Regions from separate parts of the Mus musculus genome. Here region 1 is linked to region 2. The links are chromatin loops, found by intact Hi-C in ENCODE. Cell type or tissue: heart. All regions are shown on one strand. Region 1 overlaps Flt1 (FMS-like tyrosine kinase 1). Region 2 has its middle 11 kb from the start of Mtus2.

What was found. A loop is a pair of places that touch in the nucleus more often than their neighbours do. Peaks named below come from ENCODE experiments on the same cell type or tissue, not always from the same donor. Only the 100,000 strongest peaks of a DNase experiment are listed, where the experiment ranks them.
Region 1: a loop joins it to region 2, with 2.3 times the contacts of the local background. A loop is called at or near these places in 5 of 42 quality-filtered maps.

Annotation. Positions count from the first base shown.
Region 1 is chr5:147,580,607-147,588,606 of GRCm38, forward strand. Flt1 (FMS-like tyrosine kinase 1) reads right to left here. Exons shown (of 30, transcript NM_010228.4): 20 at 7,922-8,000; 21 at 1,945-2,098; 22 at 1,497-1,594. Among named protein-coding and RNA genes, the nearest start is that of Gm35383, 75 kb to the right of the region's middle. In heart, a CTCF peak has its summit at 3,533 (motif pointing right); DNase peaks (open chromatin) are centred at 3,525 and 4,275; H3K4me3 peaks cover 525 bases.
Region 2 is chr5:147,942,100-147,950,099 of GRCm38, forward strand. No RefSeq gene overlaps it. Among named protein-coding and RNA genes, the nearest start is that of Mtus2, 11 kb to the right of the region's middle. In heart, a CTCF peak has its summit at 3,375 (motif pointing left); no DNase peak of the experiment used is centred here.

The sequences.
Region 1 (8,000 bases), 360 kb before region 2:
TGTGAGCATGCATATACCATGACATGCATGTGGAGGGCAACCGTGTGAGTTCCTGGGATCGAACTGAAGTCATCAATTTGGCAGCAAATACCTTTACCTGCTGAGCCGGCTCACTGGCCCTGGTATCATTATTCTTAATTCTAATTTCCATTTCATCTGTGGTAGAGGGAGCATCTCTCAGCACACACCTAGCTACCATAAACACAATGTGCTTCTTGTGCAAGTACAAGGTCCAGGTGGCTCAAAGGACACGTTCTAAATCAGCCAGGCTCCTGTTCTATGGGAGCGTACTGGTCAACCGCACCGGCAGTCTGAATTTTGCCAGTGAGTGAGATTTTCCCCTGTGGCCTTTTAGAGCAGATCTTTGGGAGCTGTGGTTAGGGGTGATTTGTTTTGTTGGCTGTTTACGTTGTTTGCCGCTGTTGCTGGTTTTAAGACAGACTCCCGAGGTGTTGTGTACCCTGACCCGGAACTCACTCAGGTTGGCATGTAACCAGGAATCCCCCTGCCTTGGCCTCTCAGGTGCCTGGATGCCCATGGTTTGGGCTTGAGCTGAGGGTTTCTGAGAAGCCTCAGGTGGGTATACTGAAGATAGCTTCTTCATGAAGCCTGGAGAGTTTAGAAGCACGCCAGAGGGCACCGTGGAAGACAGCGCTCCTGGGTTTGTGTAGTCCAAAATACCCAGGAAGATTTTACCCTTAAATGCTATCCGCAGGCTCAATATCCTGGTACCTCTCCATATCAGAGCAAATCTAGGTTATTGTGGTGAGGTCTGGTGTATAGTTAACAACCTAAACAAATATAAACAAATACTAGAAAAATAGCTTCACAGCAGAGGTGTGTGTCCAGGCCTCACAAAAAGACAAATCAGTAGCAGAATGCATTTTCAAATACGTTACCATTAAGTTATAAAAATATATCCAACCCGATTTAAGTTGAGAATTGATGTCATTCTTGTATATTGGTTAACATATGCAATCTGTATGTTTTCATACATCATTTAAAAGGTCAAAATAAAAGTGGGGAGCAGGGAAGAGACTTGAAAGGCACACGTGTGTTGGATGTTCTAAGTTTAATAACATACATAAAAACAAATTCTAAAATGTAAAGTGAAAGCTTTTGAAAAAAACTCAAAACCTTTTTTTATCTCTGATTAAGAAAGTTAAAGAAGGGGCTGGAGAAATGTCTTGGCAGTAAAGAGCACTGACTGCTCTGCCAGAGGTCCTGAGTTCAATTCCCAGCAACCATGTGGTGACTCACAACCATCTGTAATGGGATCTGATGCCCTCTGCTGGTGTGTCTGAAGACAGAGTACTCAGGTGTGTGTGTGTGTGTGTGTGTGTGTGTGTGTGTGTATGTGTATATATATATATATATATGCAGGTGTATATATGTGTGTACATATGTACATATGCATATATAAAAGATTTGCAGTATTAAAAAACATTCTTTTTTTTTTTTTTAAATAAAGTTAGACTACAAAGAGATGAGCTGACCTTTCTGGAGGACAGAAACTCCATGCCTCTGGCCACTTGGAAACTGTAGGAAATCAGGTCTTCCATGGTGAGGGGCTGCTTGGAGATCTCACTGTAATCTACGGAGCATTCGAATCTTGTAAAGATTTTTGTGCCTGCACCAAATCCCCATTTATTGAAACAATATTCACAAAGTATAAGACACACCAAGGACGCCACAGTTCATTGGCAAGAGAGTTTGAGTCTCAACTCAAGCATCAGAGATGTTTTCCCAGGCTGCGGGGTTGAGGGGTGGGGGTGAAGGGTAGGGGAATGGAGATTGGGCACAATGGGTGTGACCTGGTAGGACATTACCCCCATTCCCAGGATGTTTATTAGGGTGATAAATCCGGAAGGAAAAAAATGTGTGAGATGTGTAGTGTGTTGTAGAAATCCCCGAGACTGGAGGCCGGGAGGAGCGGATACGTACCCTCGTCTCCTTCCACATCGCTCACGCTTCGGTCTTCAGGGAAGCTGGAGCTGGTGACACTTGAGCTGCTGACACTGTCTAGGCGGGGCTTCTGGCCCTGCTCCAGGCCTGGTTCCAGGCTCTCTTTCTTGAGCTCCATATGCAAGGCTGCGTCCTTAGCATAGACAAGAAGCACAGGAGTGAGAGGGGCCCAAGGCAGAGATGGCTGCCGTCCGGATTGGACAAGCCACTGGACCCCGAATGCACACTGGGTGCTAGGCATTTATTTCCCAGGCTGTAGAATCTTTTATGTTCTTGCATGGGTTCCTAGTGAACACCTCAGATCCAGGCAACTGATAAATACTGAACACTTAGTGTGAGCTAGCATACACTTCCTCAACTTCCCCAAGAGCTTATGTCATTTTACTAAATAATTGTCAAAATAGTGTTTGTTTTGTCTTACGAGGTATGGGCGTGGTTTGAGACAGCATTTCTATGTAGTCCTTGATGTCCTGGAACTCAGAGATCTACCTGCCTCTATCCCCCGAGTGCTGGAATTAAAAGTGTGTGTTACCACCACCTGATTTGTTTTTTAAAATAGATTTATTTTATTTTTATTTATGTGTATGTGAACATGCATTTGGGTGTCTACCAAAGCTAGACAACGTCATTGGATTCCCTAGACCTGGGGTCAAAGCAGGTTGTGCCAATATGGGTGCTGGGGGAACAGTGCTCCTAACTGCTAAGCCTTCTCCCTCTTCCCCTCCCTCCCTCCCTCCCTCCCTCCCTCCCTCCCTCCCTCCCTCCCTCCCTCCCTCCCTCCCTCCCTCTCTCCCTCCCTTATAAAACAATTCATACACAAGCTGGTTCTGAAGAGCTAAGTCATCAAAGCCACAGCTAATAATTGGCAAAGCCTGAAAGCTTGCGCTAGCGTCCAACCAAGTCTGTCTCTGCTGCTTTTTGTAGCACATGCCCTGTTGTTTGAAAGGTGACAGAGAGTTTGATAGCCTCACTCAGGTGGTGTGAAAGCCTCTGTAATCCCTGCAGAGGCTCAAGTTACCAGTTCCTCTCATTTCCTCGGGGAGAGAAGAGGAGATACACCTTTCTCTTGGTTTCCCTTTGAGGATGTCACACCACTGCATCCTATCATGAATAGCAAAGGCGGCTCACTGTGGGCATCTGAATCTTGCTGCTTTTCCTCTGCCTTCTCTATAGAGTCTTCTGGCTCCTCTACTAATCATGCCATCATGGGCAAATCCTTTCATGTTTGTCTGCGTTTCATCTTTCTCGTCTGGAAGGCACTACATATTATTACAGTTTGTGCCTCGCAGGAAAGGACTTCCGTGTTCTACTGTTTTGCCTACCGTAACTCATCTACTGCTTCACACTAGAGACGCATCCTGCTCAGTGGCTTTCAGGACGCGGCTGTGTGCCCATGCGTACCCGCATGTGTATATACCCACAGGGGCCTGTGTACCGTACAGCCTGGCTTCTGCTGGCTTCTGTGTACCTAGACAGGAGCTGGGAGGGAATGAAGTTCAGCGCTAGGATTAAACAGCCTTGACTTTTCTGGGATGTCACTAAGAAGAAGCAGTCCTTCCACTAGAGGGCGCCAGGGAGCAAGCAGAAGATCCAACAAACTTTAGGAGGGACAGCAGCAAGCAGCACTGTGATATAGGGTACAGAGGGGTTCCCACATCCTGAAAAAAAAGAGTCTCCTGGGGACACACCCCATACAAACATTTCCTCGAGTCATGTCCCTGAAGGGAGTTTTGCTCTCTCAGTTCTTCTCAAATCCTGTCTGGGATTTCAGGAGTGAAGACAAGTTATATTGCGTGTAACCCACCCTAGACACCTTTTCCTCGTGGCAGGTAGAAAGCCAAACAGTCCAAAGGACCATCATTTTTCTCTCCACGAGGCAGCTAGCCCTGCTCAGACGGAGTCTGGAGTTTTATTTTCTGAAAGCGTACTGCCTTCTTCCTCACAGCTCTCAGAAGCTACGGGGTAGAACCTGTCCCCAGGTTACCCTACCCTTCCTCGCACCCCAGTTCAGCTATGCTCAGCAGCAGTGTGCCACCAAAGACAGGTTACGTTAGTGGACTCTGGGGACTAAGGCAGAATAGTAGGTTAATCACAAAGCACATTTAAGAATCTTGACGGATTTGGGCCGTTCCTCCATCTCTCCTTCCTATTCCTTTAGGTTCCAAATGTGACAGATAGTCATGAGTTTTCCATAAAACACAGCTCCACCAAGTGCCATGGGGAAGTAAACCAGTAAATATAGCCCCGAAAGGAAGCAAGCTCCTCCAAACAAAGGACGCACAAACCCAAACGCTCCATCCTGCCAAGTCCCTGGGGTGTTCTGAGGGCTTAGCGCTTCCTGAGCCCAGTCTAGGACATCAAGATCGACAGGAATCTGTGCTGCTCTCAGCTCGGGGCACCGCTGCACCCCTTATTTAGTGGGGGTCTGAGAAAAAAATTCTAAAGCTGGAGGTGAAGCAAGATAGGTCTTTCTCCTCTCTTTATCTTGTGGTTACTGTGTTCTTAAGCCAATTTCTTTATTACACTAGTATATATATATTTATTTGTGCTTGTCTGCTGCGTGCACAAATGCAGAAGCCAGAGGACAACTTGCTGGAGTTGGTTCTCTCCTTCCATCATGTGAGTCCCAGGGATCAGACTCAGGTCATCAGGCTTGGCAGCAAGCCTCTTTATCTAGACTGAGCCATCTTGCCAGCCATTTCCTGACTTCTCTGGTGATACACACACACACAGACACACACACACACACACACACACACACAGAGCACAGAGTAGATTTAAGATTTCAGTTTTTGGAAAGCCTAGTTTATAAGGGGGAAATATAGCTGGGCATGGTGGTAAACACCTTTAATTCTGGCACTCAGGAGGCAGAGGTAAGTGGATCTCTGTGAGTTCCAGGACAGCCAGGGATACATAGTGAGACCCTGTCTCAAACAATAGAATGAGGGAATATGTAATATATTCAACAGTCTGGTGGGACAACTATGTCTTTGATAAAACCATAGTCTGAGATGAAAAGGTGGGTCAGCTATCCAGTTTTCCTTGCTTTATTTGTAACAAGGTCTCTCTCCCCCCACCTCTCTCTCTCTCTCTCCATATATATGTATATACTTATTTATTTATTTAAATTATGTATATAAGGGTATGTGTGAATCTGCGTGTGCGTCTCTGAGCACAGGCACCCTCAGTGAGTAGAGAGATCAGATTGCCTGGAGCTATAGTAACAGACAGTTGTGAGCTATCTAATGTGGGTGCTGGGAGCCGAACTCAGGACCTTTGGTAGAGCAGAAAGAGCTCCTAACCGCAGAGCCATCTCTCCACTCCTGGTCTCACTCTATTTTCCAGGCTGATGTCTAACACTTGGGCTCACACAATCCTCCATCTCAGCAGCCAGAACTGCTTGCAGGTACTGCAACGTCTAGTTGTCTTCTGTGGTGTCTTCCCTACATATCAGAGATGGGCACCGTTCCTAGAACTCTGAAGGTTCATTCAACCATGTGCATTAGCTGTGTTCAATTGAACTCTCTGTGTCTCTGTTTGTCTCTCTCTCTCTCTCTTTCTCTCTGTTTCTCTCTCTATGTGTGTGTCTCTGATTCTCTCTGTCTCTGTCTTTCTAATGCAGGGGAGGGGACAGACACAGGGCCTCACTCGTGACAAATAAGAACTCCCCCACTGAGCTACACCCCATCCTTCAACATCCTAGTGGATAAAAATTGACAAAAGGGGACAACTAAATGCTTAAGGGAAGAGTTTCGTTTTCCCAACAGTCTCACCCTGGGTTCTATTATTAGCGCCACTGAATACAAGGAACTGGAGCCTAAAGAGACTGACTAATTTGTTCAAGGCCAGGTCTTATGAGAGGAGACTTGGAATTTAAACCTGGAAAATCTGGTTGTGGAGCCAGAGAGCTTGCCTCCAATGTGCGCCTCCCAGATGCCGGTGACTGGCTAACTGTCAGTCACTGTCTCCCTGGCCAATTCAGCCCAGAGAGGGACAGCAGTGGGACCACAAAGCATACCACAGTGTTTGAATCCATGGCTTCTTCTTTAGAGCTGGCCTTTCCTGAAAGACTATGTGTCCTCCCAGTATTCTTGTGTGTTTGTTTGTTCTCTGTGTGTGTGTATATGTTTAGTGTGTGTGTATGCGGTGTGTGTGTATGTGATATGTGTATATGTGGTGTGTGTGGTGTATGTGGTGTGTGTGGTGTATGTGGTGTGTGTATGTGTATATGTGTGTATGTGTGTATGTTGTGTGTGTATGTAGTGTGTATATGTGTATGTATGTGTGTGTATGTGGTGTGTGTATATGTAGTGTGTGTGTATGTGGTGTATGTGTGTGTATGTGGTGTGTGTATATGTAGTGTGTATATATGTGGTGTATGTGTGTGCATGTGGTGTGTGTATATGTAGTGTGTGTGTGTGGCATATGTGTGTGTGTGTGTTTCATGCAGAATGATGCCGCAAGTGCAGGGCCTCCCTGGGAAAGCAGAGGAACCCAAACTCCACTCCTGCCAAAAACAGCGGTTAAGCTGCAGAGTGGCTTGGCACACCTGTAACTCCAGTGCTGTGAAGTGGAGGCAGAAGGATGGTTGGAGCTTGCTAGCTGCCAGCCTAGCTCCAGGTTCAGTGAGAGACCCAGGCTTGAGGGGGTAAGGAAGAGATTGACAGAGCAAGACTCCAGTATCTTCCTCTGGCCTCTGTGCACACACCACACATGTGCATTCGCGCTCATACAGAGACACATACAATGCACATATACACTCACAGACATACACACAACACAGACACTCACATATGTGTACATATATACCCACACACAACACACACATATAAACATATACCACACATACACACCACACACATGCACACACACAACCTGCATATATATGCATACACTGCACACAAACACATATACACACAATACACACATACACACACATATATATAAACACAACACACACATATATGTATATATGTTATATATACATATATAATATATTTATACTATATGCACACACACACAACATGCATATAACACATACACATGCAAATACACAACAACCACAATAATGAAATAGAAGAGGGAGAGCACTAGATTAAGCACACATGATTTCCTGTTGTAGTCCATCACTGATCTATTGGTAACTATGGAAACCATTCAGTTGTTTGTGCCTTTAGTTTCTCTGATTAGTGAAGCTAATCAGTTGTCCTATAGTCACAGGTATGGCTTTGAGGAACAAGTGCATAAAATCTCGTGCAAGGATGAGGACCTCTGTTCAGATCCCTAGCATCTACACAAAATCTTTCAAGGTAGGGCAGACAGAGGAAGCTGGATCCCAGAGGCTCATTGGAAAGTCACTCTAGAGGAACCGGCCAGCTCTAGGTTCAGTGAGATGCCCCGTCTCAAAAAACTAAGGTGGAGAGGCAGCTGAGGAAGACATCCCCATGTCAACTTCTGGGATTCACACATGGGTAAAGTGCACCTACACATATGTGTACACACACACACACACACACATACACACACACACACAAACCACACACACAAACAAACATACACAAGTGCTGCCATTAAAAAACAGCCATACCTTTAGAATCTAGGCCTGGCTAGTTTTTGTCAATGTGACACAAACGAACTAGAGTCACCTAAGAAGAGAGAACCTTAACTGAGGAGTTCTCTTCCTCACTGTGGCCTGTGGGTATGTCTGTGGAGGGATTTTTTTTCTTTTGACTATTGATTGATGTAGAAGGCCTGTTCACAGTGGGCGGCACAATCCCTAGGCAGGTGGTCCTGAGCCATAGAAGAAAGGTGACTAAGCAAGCCAGGGCAACTGAGGCAGCAAGCAGTGTTCCTCTGTTGTCCTTGCTTGGGTTCCTACCCTGACTTCCCTCAGAGATGGACCCTTGTCAGGACCCATAAGCCACAGCCACAGAGAGGGACCAGGGTGAATCCTTACCTTGTTGAGACAGAATAAGTCACGTTTGCTCTTGAGGTAGTTGGACAGGTTTCCGTATTTGCAGTATTCCACGATCACC
Region 2 (8,000 bases):
AAATGACAAACTGGTGGCTGCCATGCAGGGGAAGGAGCTGTTACATGTTGTCTAGCCCCACTGTAATGTCTAATCTTTGTGGCTTTTGTAACATACTAGGGTCATGACACAGTGACAGCTATTGTCAACTAGGAAACATGATAATTATCTAAAGGTTATCTTTGTTGTCTAGGTTACTACTTCCAGCTACTTAGGGTCAGGGCTTTTTAAAAAAAGTCACTCTGATGAAACAGGTGCAGAAGGACTCAGTGATAAAAACATAAGCTTTTTATGTCAAGACGCAATCCCCGTTTGTAGTTTAATTAGGAAGACACAAATTGAAGGTATGCAGAGTGTGGTCTCCCACTGAACATGACTGATCACCGTACTGGAGATCCCAGAGAAATGCAGATGCGCCTCATTGGCTGCAGTAGATGGGCTGGAACTAGAGAGATCAATGATAACTTAGGCAGCGGGTTCTTAGACCCACCACGTCGTCAGTCTATTGTGGTGTTCCACAGTTCGCATCCACAGCCGCGGTCTGTTTTCACATTCCACTTGCAACTGCTGGGGGCCCAGCTCCTACTTGGACTGATTAAGGAAACAACCAACCAACCAACCAACCAACCAACCAACCAACCCAAACCAGACCAAACCAACCAATCAACCAACCCCTGGTCCTCAATGGCAACTGAACTCTGCAAACAAGCAGAGTCAATTACAAAGTGCTGGGGTAGAAAGTCCCAACCACAACCCCCTATCCCCCACCCCAGCCCCCACCCCACCACCACACCCCTCCACCCCACCCCTGTAAAATGATGCAGCTCAGGTAGCAGCAGGGAGTGATCTCCACAAAGTGCAGAGAGAGCAAGCATCTGAGATTCTGCTCTTTCAGACTTCTTGTTTTGTTTTGCCACCGCACACTGTGTGACTTTAAGATGTTTTATTTTACCAGTAGAAAGTGTGACCCACTCACTCTGAGAAGGGACCTGCACACAGCGAGGTGCTCCCTCCCGGACCCAGGATTAAGCACAAACCACACCCAAACACCTATTTTCACAGCGGGGTTGGGAGAAGAAAAGTAAAGTGGCCAATTTCTGACTTAGGCAGAAAATAGCAACAAATGACCTTGAATGGGGTTTTAAGAGGGAAGAGGGGAAGGTGTGTGTTAGAGTTAGACAGGGCTAGGCTAGGATTCGTGCTATGTTCTGTTAATTAGGGCAGCTAATGGGGACTTTTGATTGCTGGACTTCAATACTTTGATAGCTGGACCGTAGGAATGGGTCTGGCATAAGGAAGTGTCCAAATAAAGGAACAGACCTTGGTGGCTATCGCGAGGAATGTAATCTGTGGTTTACAAGGGAGAGGGAAGAGGGGAACGTAAGGTTTGCCAGCACCGTGAACGAACGCCATGCCTGGGGCCGCTAGAGCGCTCACTCTTCACTGGTGGTGCAGAAGTATCGCAGATTAGGGGCTGGGGGAGTTTGAAAATGGTATGTGAAGTTGCAATGGCTCATTTTGCTTGTTTGACTTTGTTTTTGAGACAGGGTCTTACTGTGTAGCTCTGATAAGTCTGGCGCTTGTTACATAGACCAAGCTGGCCTTGCACTCATAGATTTATCTGCCTCTGCCTACTGAGCGCTGCACGAACACACCCCTGGCTCTTTTAAAACTGATTTTTAAAAAAAATTCTCTAAAGATCCCCCCGCCCCGTTCTATACCAGTTTCAATTCCAAACAAACAAACAAACAACCCCAAACTAAACAAACAAACAAACAAACAAAAAACCAAACAAGCACTAACTAAGCAAAAACAACAACAAAAGATTTCCCGGATTTGAGGCTGCACCCACTACCCAGTTTTCAAGCTTTTTATCACTCTGGGACTGAAGCATCATCCTTTTGCTACCTGCCCTGCCTGGAACCCATGAGATTGTACTGTTGTCTCCATTGCCTGGCTTCTCTTAACTAAACAGCCAGTGTTTCAGAACTGTGTCGACAGACGTCTGTCCATCAATCCAGTCCGCTTGTGACTCTTCCTAGGGCTGGATGCACCGCCGTTGAGCGTTTTCAAGAACGTTCACGGAAGGTCCGCAGGAAACCAAGCATGGTTTTCTTCAAGGTGTCCCGAGGTATGACGGCTCAGGGATGCAGAGACCCACGGGAGCGGCCTGTCGCTGTTCTCTAGAACAGATGTGTATCTGAATAGAGAGAACACATTTTCCATACTAGCTCCACCAGCTCCCACAAGGTCATCTCCGCCATGCATGTCAGCATACCAATTAAAGGGGCGAGGAGTGACAAAGAAAAGTATTTATTCAGCGCACCCAAGGTGGGCGGTGTAATACACAAAAGAGTTCAGTGGATACCCCCCCGCCTCCTAGTCTGACTTGGGGCTCTGACTTGAACTTTAGGTTTAAATAGAGGGGAAATTGGGGCAAGGAGCAAGGGACTTGCAAAATTAGGCTGTACTCACTAGAGTGTAATTCCAACCAACGACGCCTCAAGGCTAGTCCTGTAAGGACCTGCTTCCTTCTTCGCTTATGAATAATTCATCCTACCTTCCAGTAAGGTTTGCTTGGCATAGCTATATAAACATCCCATGGTGTGAGTCTTCCTTGAGAGGACCCTCACCCCCAACTCCTTTCTTTGCCTAGTGTATTCCTTCCTCTGTTTCCTCTAAATTCTTTCTTTAATGGAGATTAAGAACCCAGAGGTACCTTGCAGAGGTTACAAACTGGTCTGTTTGAGAAATCCCCAGCCTTTGCCTATGGGTAGCACCATAGCATCCCCGAACTCCAGGATCTAGGAAGCTTGCAGAAATCAGCACACTACAGACTTAGGAGCTCTGAGAGGCTGGCACTGGGCAGGCTTACAGAGTGCAAGGGCTCCAGGGCCGTTCATGCTCTCTTTGTTCTCTCACTGGGTCTCACTTGGGCTGTAAGGCCAGCATCTTGAAATTCTTTATACCTTGATGGCTGCATTTGCATTCTGTGAGGGAGGTCCTATGGGAGGATGGTGGCTGAGCACAGAGCTTGGAACCTCGTACTGTCAGGCTACCCCCCCAAGGTTAAGTCTGGGTCACCTGATGCTGTTCTGTATCTAAGGGGGTGGCTGGGGTGATGGGAAGGCCAGTAGGGCAGGACTGGCATTCTGTATACTGATCATGTCCAGAGACACCCTTCCTCCCAATGCACCTCAAGGGTCTGAAATGCAGACAGCATTCCAGTATCCCTGTGCCAGAATGCGTGTGACATGAGCTAGCAGTAAAAGTGCACCAGGTGCGGAGAGGCTGCACAAGAAAGGAATATGTGGGTTTTGTTTGTTTGGGGATGGGATTTGCACTTTGTGACCACAGCTTTCTGCCGTGTAACAGCGTTGTCCTGTAGGCTGATTGCCCTCTGCTGGGCAGACTGGATATTAACTCTGAAGTAAATAGTTATGTCAAGAATTTAAAAATCCATTGGGGGCATGATGGTGCACTCCTTTAGTCTCTGAACTTGGGAGGCTGAGGCAGGTGGATATCTGAGTTGGAGACCAGCCTGGTCTACATAGCAAGTTCCAGGAGAGTCAGGACTACATAGTGAGACTTGTTTAAAAAAAAAAGAAAAAGGAAAAGAAAAACAAAACAAAAAGAATTTCAAGCCCCCATCTGAGAACATGATTTATGCACACACAGAGTTTCTTCTTCAGGACTGCCGAAGTCTGGGAAATTTTTCCATGATGATTGGAAGTCATAAATAATTTATAATTTACTCTTTACATTGCTGCTTCTATAGTAGCCTGATTTTGGGGTAGTAGTGCATTAAAATCGGGTGGGGTGGGGTGGAAAAAAAAGAAAGAAGCCGGGTGTGGTGGCACACGCCTTTAATCCCAGCACTTGGGAGGCAGAGGCAGGCAGATTTCTGAGTTCGAGGCCAGCCTGGTCTACAAAGTGAGTTCCAGGACAGCCAGGGTATACAGAGAAACCCTGTCTCAAAAAACAAAAACAAACAAACAAAAAAATTGGGTGGAGGGGATGCCATTGAAATTAGCAGAGTTTTGTTCTCTTACCCCATTGTGTGTGTGTCTGTATGTGTGTGTGCATGTGTGTGTGGGGTGAATATGGTGTGTGTGTGTATGTATAAGTGTACATTTGTGTGCAGGGTGAGTATATGTGGTGTGTGTGCATTTGTGTGTGAGGTGTGTGTATGTATGTGTATTTGTGTGTGGGGGGAGTGTATGTGGTATGTGTATGTGTGAGCATATTTTTGTGTGGAGTGAGTATATGTGGTGTGTGTATGTATGTGTGTGTATTTGTGTGTGGGGGGATGTATGTGGTGTGTGTGTATGTGTGTGCATTTGTGTGTGGGGTGAGTGTATGTGATGTGTATGTATGTGGGGTGAGTGTATGTGGCTGTGTGTTGCATATACATGATAGTCTCACTGGTGATTCATAAATGAAAGGTGAAATATGAGATTCCATTATATATACACATAAGTAGTGTTAACTGTACAATTCAAGTCTTTGTCTACACCATCTGTATGCCAAGCACGGTGGTATGGACTTATGTCTGATCTCTCTCTCTCTCTCTTGATTTCAACTTGCCATAAAAGTAGACATTCATAATAAGAGAGAATCTCAACTGAGGCACTGTCTTCATCAGACTGGCCTACAGACATACCTGTGGGCATGTTATCCTGATTGCTGTCGATGAGGAAGGGCCTTGCCCTCTGTGGGCGGTGCCCTCCCTGGGCTGGTGGTCCTGGGTTGTGTAAGGAAGCAAGCTGAGCAAGCCAGAGGAGCAACGGGGGCTTCTGCTTCAGTTCCTGCATCCAGATTCCTGCCTTGGCTTCCCTCAGTAATGGAGTGTAACCTAGACTTGACTAGTAACCCTTTCCTTCCCAAGTTGCTTTGGGTCATGGTGTTTATTACAGTACCAGAAAGCAAACCAGGACGACAATATGCTACAGCTGCTGGAGTAACAGAACTGTAGAAGCTTTGATTGCTCACGTATACTGCTCATGTCCTAAACTGTTCCGGATAGAGAACCTCACCGGAAAGAGAAAGCTCACCGATTAGGTGGCTCAGGTTAACATCATAAGATCAGCCTTACTGCCAGCTGATTGACAACCCACCAACATGCACTGGCCTTCTCCTGTGTGCTGAGGGCCAGGAGGCTGCTGACCAACTAGAATTAAATGAAGTGTGTCCTCAGCCGAACAGGGTGAAGGAACATGTAAGCAAATACGCACCGGGGTGTAAGTCCTATAGCTGTACTGCTGTGCGCTCTCCCAGCAAATTGCACCCCAGGAGCATCAGGGAAGGGTCTGCCAAAGGATACAAGGCACCCCATCTGTGCCAACAGACCTTCAGCATGGGAGAGCACAGAGTCTTTCTAATCTTTAAGACAAGTGTGTGTGCATACATGTGCGTGTGCGTGTTCACATGGGCACTCATGTGTACGACCGTGGGTGCAGGTGCCTGCAGGGACCAGAGGTATTAGATTCCCTGGAGCTGAAGTTACAGGACGCTGTGAGCTACCTGAGGTGGATTCTAAGGAGCAAACCCAAGTCTTCCGGAAGAGTAGTGCATGTTCCTAATAAGCAAGCCAACCCTCCAACTCCTAGTCTTTTTGTTTTTTTGTAGAAGATTTAAAAAAAATATGTATTTAAAAAAAATTTTCTATATGTGAGTGTTTACCTACATGTATGTACACCACACATATGTAGTATCCTTGGAGGACAGAAGAGGGCATCAGAGTCTCTGGATCTACAGTTTTAAGTGGCTGTGAGACCCGGGTCCTCTGAGAGAGCAGTAACCACTCTTAACTGCTGAACCATATCTCCAGACCCTAGTTTTTATTCACTATTATGATTGTGATTATTATTATTATTGTCTTTTTTTCAAAACAGTGTTTCTCTGTGTACCGCTGGCTGTTCCGGAACTCTGTAGACCAAGATGGCCTCTGCCTTACAAGTGCTGGGATTAAAGGTGTGTACCACCATGCTCGGCTCTCATTATTATTTGTGGTTTTTTGCTACAGGGTTTCTCTGTGTAGCCCTGGCTGTCCTAGACTTGCTTTGTAGACCAGGCTGGCCTAGAACTCACCTGCTTCTGCCTTCTGAATGCTTGGATCAAAGGTGTGTATTACCATGCCCAGCCTTTCATTATTATTTTTAATGTCCAGATCAAATGCAGAGCCTTGACCATCCTAGGAAATCACTTTACCATTGAGCAATTGAAGTATATCCTCAGCTACTTGGTTGCACAGAGCACGGGATTTCAAGATCAAACAGAAATTGGTAATTTTTTTTAAAGCTACGTTCTTTTGACTCATCAAGAAGACCAATGTGGATTATTAGAAGGCTCTGTTAAATTTAAATTCACTAGAGGAACTGGACAGAAAGGAACACTTAATTTCAGCTTGGTTAAACACAACGTAATTGCAGTAGTGAAATCATTATGCTAATTTAATTAAAGATGTAAAGAGAAAAGCAAACATGTTAGATAAAATGGTACCTACCTACTTAAGCTTAATGAGTTTTCAACTTGAGCATTTTTTTTCCTCAAACTGGAAATAGAATTAGAGTTCTCATCTATATCACATCAAATGGTTAAACCTACCATTTTTTTTTATTCCAGACAGATTACAGAATTACACATCTTAAAAGTTTTAGAGAAAAAGAAGAAGAAATTGATTAGTCGTGAAATCTCAGGATAAGAAAGGATTTTTGTTTTTTAAGTTCAAAAATATAATGGTGACCGAAAAAATTAGGCAACTTTAATTCATAAAATGAACATCTAATTATGTAAAATTTAAGAAACCATTGAAATACAAGGTAAAGTATAGCTTGGGAACTAGTTACAACAACATGCTAATTAAGAAATTTTTTAAGCCGGGCAGTGGTGGCGCATGCCTTTAATCCTAGCACTTGGGAGGCAGAGCCAGGAGGGTTTCTGAGTTTGAGGCCAGCCTGGTCTGCAGAGAGAGTTCCAGGACAGCCAGAGCTACACAGAGAAACCCTGTCACAAAAAAACAACAAAACAAAACAAAACAAAACAAAACCCCAACCCCCTCCCCCCCAAGGAAACTTTTAAAACACATTTAAAACTTATCTATCTATCTATCTATCTATCTATCTATCTATCTATCTATCTATCTATCTATCTATCTATTATGTGCATGTGTGTTTTACCCACAGGTATCTTATGCGCACTGTATGCTTGTATCACCCATGGAGGCCAGAAGAGGGCGTCAGATCCCCTGGAACTGGAGTTACAGATGATTGTGAGCTACCATGTGGGTGCTGGGAACTGAACTCAGGTCCTCTGTAAGAGCAGTCAATGCTCTTAACCATTGAACCAGCCCCTATCATAATGCCCTAATATTTTTCTCAGTGTTCACTGACCTCAAGAGAAATAATTTTCATATCTATGTATATATATATGTTTTAAAATTTATATATGTATGTGTGTTGTTGTTTTGTGTGTTTAGAAACTATAACATAAAATAAAAAGCAGGGAATCTGAGGCATTAGGAGAACTAGGTTGAATATATCAGGCTTCCTCCGAAGACCTCTGTGTGCTACATATTATTATAATGTATACATACAGTTTCTGACAGGTTTTGCCATAATAAGTGAATTTTATTTTACTATAAGCGTATAAAACAGGATATAAAAAAACACCCTCTAGATGGGTAGTATTTTACTTACAGCCTTAAATTAATGTCCTAATCGCAAGGGACTCATGTGTTTGAAATTCAAATGGCATTAAAAAAAAACCACACACACAACAGAGGCTTGTAGCCATTTTTATTTTCCGGGTGATTCAGCTGTGGCAAGCATAATTGCCTAGGGGGATTTGCCTTATGTCTAGGATGAGGGTTTTATGAGGTTTTGCATGGTTTTTCACCAGAAACAAAGGCAGAGCCGTCTCAGATATAAAGAGAAGCTGACCTGCAGGGGAAACGTGTATCGCGGAGGCAGAACCTGGTCAAAGTGCTCTGTGCTGGGTCTTGCGGGCAAGGCATCTTATCC